Linked DNA regions of Mus musculus: region 2 is linked to region 1. Evidence: chromatin loops called from intact Hi-C (ENCODE). Cell type or tissue: left cerebral cortex. All regions are shown on one strand. Each heading gives the region's core, and the rest is flanking DNA. Links, peaks and the distances in the headings are about the cores only.

Region 1 (6,531 bases), core at 1,430-6,429:
CCTTTGTCTTTTGAGATAGGATTTCTGATAGCTCAGGGTGGCTTCAAACTCTTTGTGTAGTCAGGATGATAACCCTGACTACACAATGCATTCACTTCCAAAGGCTGGAATTAGAGAAAAGCACCACCACTCCCAGCCCGGTAATGACTTGTGTAGGTGGGGATAACCCCTCCCTCGCTATCTTTGTCCATCGGGGATAACCCCTCCCTCGCTATATTTGTCCGTCCATCCGTCCGCCCGGGGTGTGTGTATATTAGAGCATATGTATGCAGATGTGTGTGCAGCCTTGTGAAGGCAGGAGGTCACTGGTACCTTCCTCTGCAGATACCCACCATATTTGCATACTTTTTGAACCAGAATCTTTCATTGACCCTGGAGTTCACTGAATGGCACCAGCTGGTTGAATAACACCAGGGATCCTCTGGTCTCTGCTTCGCAGCACTAGGGTTATAGGCTCTTGCTACCTCCCTCACCGTTTTACATGGGTGTTGGGAATCCAAACTCAGGTCTCCCGGTTCCACAGGAAGTACTTTACACACGGAACCACCTCTCCCTAGACCCTTAAAATATTTTTAAATCCTAGACCAGGAGTTCAAAGTTCAAGGCCAGTCTCCTTCATAGTGATTCTGAAGTTATAGAGACCCTGCTTCAACAAAACAGTGTGTGTGTGTGTGTGTCTGTCTGTCTGTCTGTCTGCCTTGCAGTGCTAGGAATGAAACCCAGGCCGTTGGACATGCTAAATAAAATGTTCTACCACTGAGGTACACAGACAGAAACTTAAATTCGAGTGTTCATGATCGTATTATTTATAACCAAGAAGTAAAAAACAACCCAAATGTGACTGGGTAAGCCAAGCAGGGTCTACCCATTCATACACTGAGATGTCACCCAGTAGCAAAAAGGAATAAACTACCAGTCCATGAGTGATCACTTGTGTACGGAAAAGCCTCAAAACCATTATACTTTTATGAAAGAAGCCAGGACAAAAGACCACACAGTTCCATTCCTAAGATGTGTCCAGAGATGGGAGCTCTATTCAGCCATTAAGTAGACTGGTCCCCTGGGCTTGGGGATGGGAGTTACTGCAAATGGGAATACGAATTCTCATAAGTGATATTTTACTTTTTTTTTTTTTTGAGACAGGGTTTCTCTGTATAGCCCTGGCTGTCCTGGAACTCACTTTGTAGACCAGGCTGGCCTCGAACTCAGAAATCCGCCTGCCTCTGCCTCCCAAGTGCTGGGATTAAAGGCATGCGCACCACCGCCCGGTAAGTGATATCTTACTAATAAAATTGGATTTTGGGGGTTGGAGAGATGGCTCAGTGGTTAAGAGCACTGACTGCTTTTCCAAAGGTCCTCAGTTCAAATCCCAGCAACCACATGGTGGCTCACAACCATCTGTAATGAGATCTGATGCCTTCCTCTGGAGTGTCTGAAGACAGCTACAGTGTACTTACATATAATAAATAAATATTTTTTAAAAATGGATTTTGATCCCAAGAGAAAATATCATGTAGCCCAGGTTGACTCTGAATTGACTATGTATGTAGCTGAGGATGGCCTGTACCTCCTGAGTCTCTGGCCTCCATCCCTGAGAGCTGAGGTTACAGGTGTGGCCCACCATGGCTGTTTTTATCCTCCTCCTCCTCCTCCTCCTCCCCATCATCAATGTTGCAGGAAGATGGAAGATAATTTGCACTAGTCATCTTTCTCCTTTTAACATGTGGGATCTAGGGACTGACCTGAGGCTCGGTGGTGTCTTTTTCTGATGAGCCATCGCTCTGGCTTGCTTTACATAGTACTGAGAATCAAACCCAGGGCCTCTTGCTAGGCAAGCAGTTCCTCAGCCTAGGATTAGATCACGAAGATGTGAGTTTACTTTTGTTTAATTAAGCCCTCATGATGGTACAGGGCTTGCTCCCTCCCTCCCTCCCTCCCTCCCTTTCTTCTTTCTTTCTTTCTTTCTTTCTTTCTTTCTTTTTTTCTTCCTTTCTTCCTTTCTTTGTATTTGAGGCAGAGTTTCTCTGTGTAGCCCTGGCTGTTCTGGAACTTACTCTGTAGACCAGGTTGTCCTCAAACTCAGATCTCTCTGTCTACCTCAGCCTCCAGAGTGCTGGGGGGAAATGTTTAAGTAGCCATTGGGTTCAGTATGGATTTATGTATCAGGAAAGCTCGTATCTAAGGTCTGGGGCGATGGCGGAATCAGCACTAGGACTGAGCATGACCTCCGGAGTCCATGTAAGTCACCTTGGATACCAACTCTACAGAACTGTCCCCTGCCTTCAACATATGCAGCATGGCACCTGTTCCCATGCATACAAAAACAATAGTAAGTAAGAATAAAGAGTAAATATTTTAAAAGCCCCAGTGTGGTGGCCTGGTTTCGTAATTCCTTGGATGGGGGTAGGGGGGTCGGGGGGTTCGGGGGTGAGGGTAGAGTCAGGTTGACTCCTGGGACCCACTGACTGACCAGCCATCCCCTCCTGATCCTCAAGCCTCAGGGCCCGAAGAAACACCCTATCTCAAAACCAAGGTGTAACATATAACTACATAAAAATAAGCAAAATTGGGGGCTGGTGAGATGGCTCAGCAGGTAAGAGCACCCGACTGCTCTTCCAAAGGTCCTGAGTTCAAATCCCAGCAACCACATGGTGGCTAACAACCATCCATAATGAGATCTGACTCCCTCTTCTGGAGTGTCTGAAGACAGCTACAGTGTACTTACATATAATAAATACATAAATTTAAAAAAAATAAGCAGAATTTTCACTGGGCAGTGGTGACACACGCCTTTGATCCCAGCACTTGGAAGGCAGAGGCAGGCAGATTTCTGAGTTCTAGGCCAGCCTGGTCTACAAGTGAGTTCCAGGACAGCCAGTGCTACACAGAGAAACCCTGTCTCGAAAAAAAACAAAACAAAACAAAACAAAAAAAGCAAAAATTTCAAAAAGCGGAAGGCTCCTGGGGAACAACAGTGGAGGCTGACCTCTGATTTTGACAATGTGCGTACACAGTCATGTGCCTTTGAATATACAGGAACATTCCATACGTTCACACAAAAATAAATTTAAAAACAAAGTATATGTGGTGGTAGACACTTATAATCCCAGCTACTTTGAAGGTTCAGGGCAGGAGGATCTGGAGTTTGTAGCTAGCACAGGCTACCAATTGTCACGGAACTGAACAAACCAAGAAACAGTGTCTGTGCTAGAAGAGCAGATCTGGGCAATAAGTAGCAGAATTCTTACAGATTAGTAAACACGAAATGCTGAGAAGTGGGGCTGGAGAGATGGCTCAGCGGTTAAGAGCACTGACTGCTCTTCCAGAGGTCCTGAGTTCAATTCCCAGCAACCTCATGGTGGTTCACAACCATCCGTAATGAGATCCAATGCCCTCTTCTGGTGTGTCTGAAGACAGCTACAGTGTGCTCATATACATAAAATAAATAAATCTTAAAAAAAATAATGCTGGGAAGTTCGGCCTGGAAGGCTAGGACAGTTCAAGGAAAAAGTTTACCCTGGGAGATCCTGGGAGGCCCCTCCCTTCAAAATCCCTGAACATGCTCCCTTCTCCCTTGGTTAAGAACTAGATGGGCTTCGAAGGAGAACTGTCTTCTGGGCTAGCCACCTCCCCCCCCCCCCAAGGGCCTTTCCTATTTCTTTTGTCCTTCCCTCTGGAGTGGCGTCAAACAGTTCCTCGCACCCAGCTTGTGTCTGTAGGGGAAGCAGCCACCCATCCTGTGGTAGGCGGAGGATGGGGGCGAGTGCCCTCTACTGTTCACTGTGGGAAGTGCAGCAGTTGGGTCGGCCCACGTGAGGGGATTGGTGCTGGGAAACTTCGCGTTCAGCCCTGCTGTTGATATTGTGAGAAAAGCACAGTTGTCCCATTTTCTGAAAGGGACGTTGAGACACAGCGTATCTGGGCAATCATAGCCGCCCCCACCAAGTCTTCTGAAAAAGATGGTACCTTGACGTCGGGTCATTTCAACTGTGGCATATACCCATTCCCCACAGTGTTTTTAACTGCTTCCATGTATTCCGGGAAGGGAAGGTGGAGGGAATTTCTCCTCCAGGGGAGAACTCTTTAACCGTGTTGACCCCTTCATTAAAACCCTTATCTCAGGGTTGGGGAGCTGGCAGCTTTGGAGTGGGAGAAGGGAGAAGCCTGGGAGCTGCATTGTTATATAATTTTCCCTGATTTATTCACACAGAGATCCACACCGTGCTGGGTGCAGGGCTGCAAATTCGAGAGACACCAGAAAACGGGGAAGAGAAAGGAGCCTCCCAGGCCAAGCTCCTGCAGTGGGCCAAGGCTGATCTCAGACATCTGTCACAGAACCTAGAGAAGAGCATGGAGTTAGATGTCTCTCTCTCTAAGCCAAAAACATCCTGCTAAGGCTTCCAACCCCCTCCCTAGTGCAGATCACCCACCTTCTATAATGTCTTCCAGATAGAGAGAGAGAGATTAAAGTAGGGTGAGGGCTCTATGGGCAAAGGAGCCTGGAGGTTAGATCCAGTTCAAACATGTGACCTGGCAGGACCCCAGAGGGACCCACCCACTTCATGACAGCTGTTCCTTAGAGGAAACCTGGGGTAGGGGAAGTGGGAGATCAGAATATTGAACCCTCTTCATCAGTAAGTCCCACTTTGAAGCTTTACCTTGGGTCTCTGCCAAGGAAAGGGTGTGTGTGTGGGGGGGGGGGGGGCCCATCCTCCCATCCCTTTCTTCTCAGGTCTTGTTTGATGTTATTTAGAAAAACAGTGTGTCTATTGTCACCGCTGGGAGGATGAGGATGCAAGCTGCATCATTTGTCCTGGTACAGAAAAAGCGATTGTACATGTTAAGTGTAGCACTCGGGAGGGTGAAGCCAGACGCTGGAGTTCCAGGCCACATGGTGGGTGAGACCCTATCAGCGAGGGAGGGAGAGCTTTCTTTTGCCCTGGCTCAGAAGAAAAATCTGTATCCCTCAGTCTCATCCTACCCCTAGTCCAAGCCAACATATAAATCTCGTGTACTTCTGCAGATGAAAAGCAGCTGTTTCTAACCTGATTTTAGGATGACGATGAATAGCCCAAAGACTCACAAATGTTTATTGTGCCGTTTGGGCAGTAGGGATATAGCAGTGATCAAGACTGGATGCTCTACTGGCCGCTGGGCTCGACTGTGCAGCCAGGGCACCAGCTCTTTCTAGACTCCGAGGAGAGGTCAGCACTAAGGAACAAGCCAGTTTCACAAATGAGCAGGCTGTGTAGGAACTAGAGGGGAAGAGATGTGAGAGATGTGTACATTATCAGAGCATGTTCTGGAAATTATTCACTTTTTGTTTGTGGATGGAGAGTAAGGTTTTTGGTCTTTTCCACCCATTCAGGTCGCTCAGGATCCAGATGGTCGAGTCCTGGGATCTGGAGGCTCCCAACGGTGCCAGCGCGTTGGAATTCCGTTAAGATGTGGGGCACTTCCATACTTCACCAAGAAAAGGAAACAAGTACGGAGAGAAAGTCAGCTTATTGTCTTCCGTGGGTGTGTCGAAGCTCCCCTTTCTCCAAATTTATTTTTTTCTTTTATGAATCTTGCACATATATAGCGAATTCCTAATCATTCACTCTACAAGCGTTTTTGTTTGCTTTTGAGTTCCCGAGTGCCAGGCCCCTGTTCTACCGGCCCTGAGCAAAGACCACAGGACACTCTTAGCAAGCGACTCCTTGCTACACCAAGCTCTTAAGCCACCGACGCTCGGCTTCATCTTTTTCCTCTACGTTGGTTTTGAGTTTGTCTCTCTGAATTCACGGAGCACCATTTTCTTCCAAAGGGCTGAAACAAACTTTCCCATTTTACAGATGCGGAAAAACCGCGACTTCTACTGGGTAAACAAGTGACTGGACCTGCGACCAGCTAAAACGATCCCAGGCCATCAACAGGCCACCAGGAGCCGTGCGTCTGGCCCCTCGCACTTCCACCCGCGCGCGCCTAGATCCACGCGTCCCTGCTCTCCGCCCTCCAGCCCAGCAGCTCCGGGTCCACGTGTGTGTGTCTGTGTGCGGAATGGGGACGGGGGCCGTGCCGCCAGAGGGGTGGGGTCTACGTGACGTCAGAGCAGCAGCGCCCAATCAGAGGCGGGCTCGCAGCCGCGGCGCTGGTATTGGGGCAGCGAGGGGGCAGTTCTCTATAACGCGGTCTCCGGAGCCAGCGGGGAAGAAAGAAGCTGAGAGGGCGGAAGGCGCCCTCCCCGCCGCTGGGCCCGGGCACCGGGCGCCGGGCCGGGGTCCTTCCCGCCGGCGGCGAGCGCCGGCTGCTTTGTTTGCCCCCGCCTCGGCGTTGAGGGGTGATCGTGCCGGGCATTGCGCCGGGAACGCGGCGGCAGGAAGCGCGACCGATCGCACCGGGGACGCGCGGGGACCCAGGAGTCCGGCCGCGGCGAGGGCCGCGTGACGATACCGAGGAGAGAGCCGGAGCGCCGCCGCGGGCTCTTGGTGGTGGGCCCCGGACGCCCGTGAGCACAGACCTCCCCGTCGACGGGGGGCGATGTTCCCC
Region 2 (6,531 bases), core at 481-5,480, 110 kb before region 1:
TGCGCGCCCCCACTCCCTCCGGCCTCGCCACGCTCGCCCCGCGGGTGACGCCTGCAACCCTTCCGCCGAGCCACTTGCATGCCCGCCCACCCGTGCACGCTGTCCGGCCGGGCGTGCACTCCCCGTTCGCCACGCGAGGCCTGGTGTCCCCGTGCTATGCCGTCGTCGTTTCCCCTTCGCTCCAGCCCCTCTGGCTTCTTGTGTCCGTATGCTGGCTCCGTGCAACCCCGGAGCTTCCGAGGGAAGGCCTGGGTGCTGCAACGACGCTGCTTCTACCCTCAGCGTGTTTGTTGCATGGCTATTCCGCTTGTCTCTTATAGCTGGCTACCACATCATTGCTCAGTTGACAGGGCAAGTGGGACTGGCTTGCCTGAATGTTCCTGTTTGTGGTCCTTTGGGTGGTATGGCTGCTCAAAGTTTCCCATCTTCTAGGCCTCCTTACCCCTGACTGTGGACATCCTCTCTGGGTTTCCTTTTTTTCTTCTTCTTCTTCATGAAGACGTATCAACTGGAGAAGCAGAGACTTCTCCAAACCACAGACACTTGACTTGTGTTCCCATGGATGAAGGATAAGTGCGAGCACAAGGCCCGAGGGAGTGTAGACTTGGTTATGGAAATAATGTATCTTCCTCGTTCTTCTGTGATGTTTCAAAGCCATTGACTTCTCGTATGGTTTTCCAGGGTGTGATAATGGTGATTACTGTCTCAGATGAGTGGTCCTTTGGGTCCTGGGTGCTTTGGGATGGTGCAGCAGCCTCTGCCAAGAAGTTGGATGTGGCCGACGTTAGCTGGTTGGCTCTGTTTATGTGCTGTTTGTTTGGGATCTGCTCTCTTTCGGTGGCTTGCTCTCTGCCTTCTCACCGTTTCTTTGTGAGTCCCTACACTGAGAGCAAACAGAGGAAGTGAAAAGACCTGAGGTGCTGACTCCACCAGCCACAAGTTTAGAATGGGGGTGGGTGGGGGGAGGATAACGGGTCGGGTCTCCTTCGGATTTCATTCTTTAGGCTCCATGACTTTTCTGAACACTTGAAATTGTCTACAAGACCAAACAATGACCCAGGGACCCAGGGTCAGGGAGACTTCATTTTCTCTTGCTTTGGTAGAAGACCTAGAGGGTCCTTTGGCTAGAGATTGAGGGACAGCCACCTACACCAGCGTAGATCTCCACGTCTTAGAGAAGAGCGCATGTGTTTGTGAGGTCCTCTCAGGCCTCTTAGTCTTGGGCACATTCCCCTTTTCCATGGAATCCCTGGGCTTAATGAGTGTCCTGGCCGGGAAGTGGGATGCCCGGACCTCTAAAGGAGCTGGACATCAACAGTGAGCAGAGCTTGCTCCTCTTGCTTCGGGGGTCATCTGACATTCCCAGGGAAACTGGGTCAGCAAATTGTGAACCCTGCATCCCTTTCTGGGAGTCACTCCTTGATTTTGTTTGACATCTGGCCTCTCACTAGAAAGCATCCTGTAGCAAAAGCCTGAAGGTGGGTAACTTCATTTCACTCCGGAGACCGAACAGAGCCTTTGGCTCGGGGGTAGCTTGCCTATGCTTGCCGTGAAGATACAGTTCCTTGTCCAGCACCAAGAGGCTCTGTTGGTTAGTGGCGGTTCTTGAGTGACAGGCCTTTTGTTCCTTTTACTCTCTCAGCCATGACCAAGCATCTCAACTTGAATATATACTGGGGAAAGGTGTGTGTGTGTGCACACGCGCACACTCACTGGGCATGCCGGTTCCTGGGATTGTATATGGTATTTGGATGGTATTTGGTTTTCTCATGGGCAAGCAATAAGTCTGCGAAGACCTGGGCATCTGATGGAAAACTGAGGGCAAGAGAGCATGGTGGTTACTGTTGCCCTTTGCTAACTTGAAGGAAGTTTGGTGGGCTAGCTGGAAAAGCCCTGACTTTCCAGGATCCACAGGGATCTGCATACAGGTGGGAGGAGGACCTGGAGCACCACTGCCCTGTATGGGTGAGCTTTGAAGGTTAGGTAGTTAGTGAGTTAGCTGGCTTGCTTCCTTCTGTTCTACCATAAGGTGTCGAGGTGCCCTGTGAGATATGTGTGCCCAGAAGGCCATAACATCTTGCCGTTTCTCCAGGGCATCAGGGCCCAGTTGCTCCTGGCGGGTGGCTGGCCTCCCTCGAGGGTTCCCTTTCTTCAGAAGTGCCCTGTTACACCTCTTTGCCACTTAAGATTTCAGATACCACCTTCCCTTCAGTCCTTCGGGGTCTCAGTGTTTAAAGCCTTCAGTCATGCTGGTCTAGAGCTAAGATGGCATATTGGATGGGAATGCCCATGTCTTCAGCAAAAGCCAGCTACCTTCTCATGAGCTAGTTGCTTTCTTTACTTCTGAGTGGAAAAGAGAAACCTTTAAAAGAAAAAAAAAGAAAAAAAAAAAGCTGGGCAGTGGTGGCGCACGCCTTTAATCTCAGCACTTGGGAGGCAGAGGCAGGCAGATTTCGGAGTTCGAGGCTAGCCTGGTCTACAAAGTGAGTTCCAGGACAGCCAGGGCTACACAGAGAAACCCTGTCTCGAAAACAAACAGTCAATCAATCAATCAATAAAAAGAACTGGCTTGTTTTTGCTTTGAGAGAGGCATTTGAACTCAGTGTAATTAAGGGAGTCCCTGGATAAGACATTCAGCCCCTTGTGTCCCTCAGTGGAGGCAAAGAGGGTAGAGAGGATGTTAGACCCGACAGAGGAGGACTAGTGAGGAAAGAAAAAGTCACCTGGGGTCTCAGCGGATGAAGCTTGGGTACTTCAGAGGGTCTGGGTTCTCTCTGAAGGAATGCAGCACTGGAAGGCCTCCCCGTCTGGTGGTTGTGGGTCCCTTTAGGAACCACATAGACGTGGCACATCATGAGGAAGAGTGGTGGCAGTTGATGGTAACTCTGTATTTACTCTTTTGAGAAACCGCCAGCTCTTCCCCGGAGTGGCTATACCGGCTATACCGTTGTGCGTTTCCGCCAGCAGCCTGTGACGCGGTTACTCCAGATCCTTGCTCCCCTTCTTTTTTAGCATAGGCATTCCAGTGGGCAACAGTATCTCCTTGTGATTTTTTTTTTTTGATTTGCATTTCTCTGGTAACTCATGTTGTTAAGCATCCTTCCATTTGTGCTGGCCATTGTACATTTTCTTTGGAGAATGTCTATTAAACCCTTTGTGCATTTAAAAACAAATTGTGATTATTTGTTAGTTCATTTATGTATTTGTTGGCTTGTTTGTTTTTTGTGGTCCTGCGATATGAACCCAGAGCCTTGTACCTTCCAGGCAAGCACTTCTTTTTTTTCTCTCTCCTTTTCTTTTTTTCTTTCTCTCTCTCTCTCTCTTTTTCTCTCTCTCCCTCTCTTTCTTTCTTTCTCTTTTTTATTTATGCATATGAGTATCCTGTAGCTGTCTTCAGACACACCAGAAGAGGGCATCAGATCTCATTACATATGGTTGTGAGCCACCATGTGGTTGCTGGGATTTGAACTCAGGACCTCTGGAAGAGCAGTCAGTGCTCTTAACTGCTGCGCCATCTCTCCAGCCCATCCTTTTCTTTTTCTTTTCTAACTTTAAGATATAGTGTCATACCAGGCATCTGAAGAAAAAGAACCTTCAAGTAAGGCTAGCCGCCCCCCAGGAGCAATGGAGTCCTGATTCCCTGGTTCAAGCTGGCCTCTAAAACTCAGCATGACCTTGAACTCCTGAAACTCTTGCCTCTACCTTCTGAGTGCTCGATTTACATTGGTATATCTGTTGCTACTCTCAGTTTTATGCAGTGCTGGGTGTCATGCCCTAGAGCCCTGTAGGTATATGCCAGGCATCCTCTACCTACTGAGTTACATCCTTAGCCCCCTATCCACTTTTTTTTTTTTTTTTTTAATGAAGTCTCATTAAGTTGCACAGGGTGGCCAAAACTTCTTCTGTATCCCAGGCAGGCCCTGGGTTTGCAGTCTTCCTAAGCAGCTGGGAAGTCCCCGCCTCCACAGGGCCCAGTCTCTTTTCTTTTGAGCCAGGATCTTTCTCGCTCGCTGTCTGGCATGCAGTCTTCCTGCTTCCTCCTCCCCGGTGCGGAAGTGTGAGCCACCGTGCCCAGCCTGGGTTGTTACTCAGCTTCCTTAGCCCCTGTATTATTTATGCTCATGGCTCCTGGAGTTAATCATGTGGATAATCCAAAAACCATTTACATGAGGAGATGCAACAGACTTGCCTTCCAGTGTGGTGTGCTGAGCCTGGCATTCCAGTGGGTCTGTGTCCCACGATGCGCTGGTTGCTTTGAAAGGGGGAAGAGATAGGCTCAGGACCGTGTGGATAATAAAGCAAGCGCACATCTCCTGGGACCTCTTCGGTCACAAAACTTTAAGTTCCCCCTGTCTGCCAAGTACAATTTATTTTTCTCTTTCTGGTATGTGAGGCTTCAGAGTACGGCCATAGCCTCAACAGCTAAGCTTAACCTTTCCCATCCTCCAGACAGGGAGATTTGGTACAGTTACAGGACAGTTACAAGACAGTTGCTTGTCTCCCTGGGTTTTTCTTTCTGCTCACCTTCATCCTTTAGACACCCCCCCCCCCCAACTCCTGCCTTTCCCCTCCCCCTGCTCATTTATCCTTCAGCCTTAACATTTATCGAGCAGCCTTTGGTTCCCATCATGTGCTAAGGGTTCTCAGCCAAGGGGAGAAATCAGACATGGAAAGAAATAATTACCTGGCCTACGAGGCGGCTCTGCTGCAGGTAAAGGCGTCTGCTACCAAGCCTGACCATGGGCGTTCAGTTCCTGGGACTCAACGTAGTGGAGGGAAGAGGAAAAATGGCTCCTGTTAGTTGTCCTCTGACCTACACACGTGTGCCTTGGGACCCATGATAAACAAACAAATAAACAATAAATAAACAAATTTACCCTGGATGTGATACTTAGCTTATAAAGATGCACACAGGCCTGAGTAGTTAATTCGCCCTGGGGGAAGCAGGGAGCCTCTGAGACAGGACTATCATTCAGCCAGATCTTGGCTTATTCTCTGGGCTTTCATCCTTTCCATTCTTTTTACCTAAGTACTTGTTTTTCTTTTATGTTTTGCCTGCCTGTAATACCCGCAGAGGCCAGGAGAGGGTGTCAGAGGTTCTGGGATTGAAGTTTCAGACTTGAGTGCTGGGAACTGAACCTGAGTTCCCTGTAAGAGCAACAAGTGCTTTTTAACCATCTCTCTAACCCTGGGTCCTCTCCATCCTTATTGGGCTGCTCTGTCATCTGAACTGTTCAATGGGCCCATAAAGGATCTTCCTGCGCACTCACCCAGGCACACGTGCACACTGACTACAATCTTACAAAGCGCCCACCTGGGATTTAGTCAATACAGCAACTGTTAACTTTTTCAGTTAATCTTTGTACTTGTATTGGGTGTTGCACTCAGAACCTTGGTATTCTAGGTAAGTGCTCTGCTACTGAGCTGCACTGCCAGCCTCTTCATTTTATTTTCTTTACTTAAAATAGTAATTTATCATGTATCCAGTGTTCTGCCTGCATGTATGCCTGCAGGCCGGAAGAGGGCGCCAGATCTCATTCGAGATGGTTATAATGTTGCTGGGAATTGAACTTAAGACCTCTGGAAGACGTCTTAATCACTGAGCCATCTCTTCAGCCTTGTTTGTCTGTTTGTTTGTCTGTCCTGCCACCTCAGCTCCTCACCGTTTTATTCTAAGACATTCATTTATTTATTTATGATCCTGTGGGTGTGGTCTCGTGGGTGGAGGTTAGAGGACAACTTTTAGGAGTCTGTTTTTCCATCCAGCCCGAGGGTTCTTGGGATGGGACTCAGGCTATCAGACTTGGTAACAGACGTCCAACTTCAGCCCACCCACTTCCCACACCTCTTTTTAAACCCTTTGAGAGTCTTCTTTCTCTTCCTTCCTTTTTTCCTTTTTGTTTGTTTGTTTTTGTTTTTGTTTGAGACAGGGTTTCACTGTGTAGCCCTGGCTGTCCTGGAACTCACGCTGTAGACCAGGCTGGCCTCGAACTCACTGAGCTCTGTCTGCCTCCTGAGATTAGAGACCTGTTTTTCAAAACTGCCAACACTGGCCTTGAACTTGCTTGGAAGCCCAGTGCAGGCTGGTCTTGAACTCATGATCCCCTCCAGTTTTGGTCTTCTAAATGGCCAGGACTATAGGCCTGCACCACCAGGTCCAGTCAGTTGGTATTTACTAATGACTATTCACCGAATGCTGGATCATTTACCTGTCTCTGTGGTATCACCTGTGCGCCCCCCCCCCCCTTACCTCTGAACTGTACCTCCCACATTTTCCTGCACACACTCTTAATGCTCCAGAAACCGGCACGGTATCTTGCAACCAGGCCGGGTCTTGGCTCTGGCTATCCCTAGACTTTTTTCAGATGCCTTTCTCCGGCACTTGCCCTAGCCACCGGCGCTCTCTCTTTCCCACTGCTAGACAGAGTTAGCTGTCCCTGGGCCTGCTCTTTCATCTCCCGTTATACGTAACACAGTTCCAATGTTCATCACATTGCTTTTGTAACCCGGCTGTCTTCCCAGCCAAATGGA

The links. Hi-C counts contacts between places; a loop is a spot of excess contacts. Peaks named below come from ENCODE experiments on the same cell type or tissue, not always from the same donor. Only the 100,000 strongest peaks of a DNase experiment are listed, where the experiment ranks them.
Region 2: it touches region 1 in a loop (3-fold over the local background); 6 of 42 quality-filtered maps call a loop at or near these places.

The regions. Positions count from the first base shown.
Region 1 is chr11:97,629,365-97,635,895 of GRCm38, reverse strand. It overlaps Epop (elongin BC and polycomb repressive complex 2 associated protein), which reads left to right and starts at 6,180. Exons shown (of 1, transcript NM_175332.3): 1 at 6,180-6,531. In left cerebral cortex, for the core only: a CTCF peak has its summit at 3,774 (motif pointing left); DNase peaks (open chromatin) are centred at 3,806, 4,191, 5,418 and 6,092; H3K4me3 peaks cover 795 bases; H3K27ac peaks cover 2,651 bases.
Region 2 is chr11:97,737,899-97,744,429 of GRCm38, reverse strand. All of the region lies in intron 1 of Pip4k2b (phosphatidylinositol-5-phosphate 4-kinase, type II, beta), which reads left to right. Among named protein-coding and RNA genes, the nearest start is that of Pip4k2b, 3.5 kb to the left of the region's middle. In left cerebral cortex, for the core only: a CTCF peak has its summit at 3,390 (motif pointing right); DNase peaks (open chromatin) are centred at 760, 2,911 and 4,009; H3K4me3 peaks cover 1,483 bases; H3K27ac peaks cover 323 bases.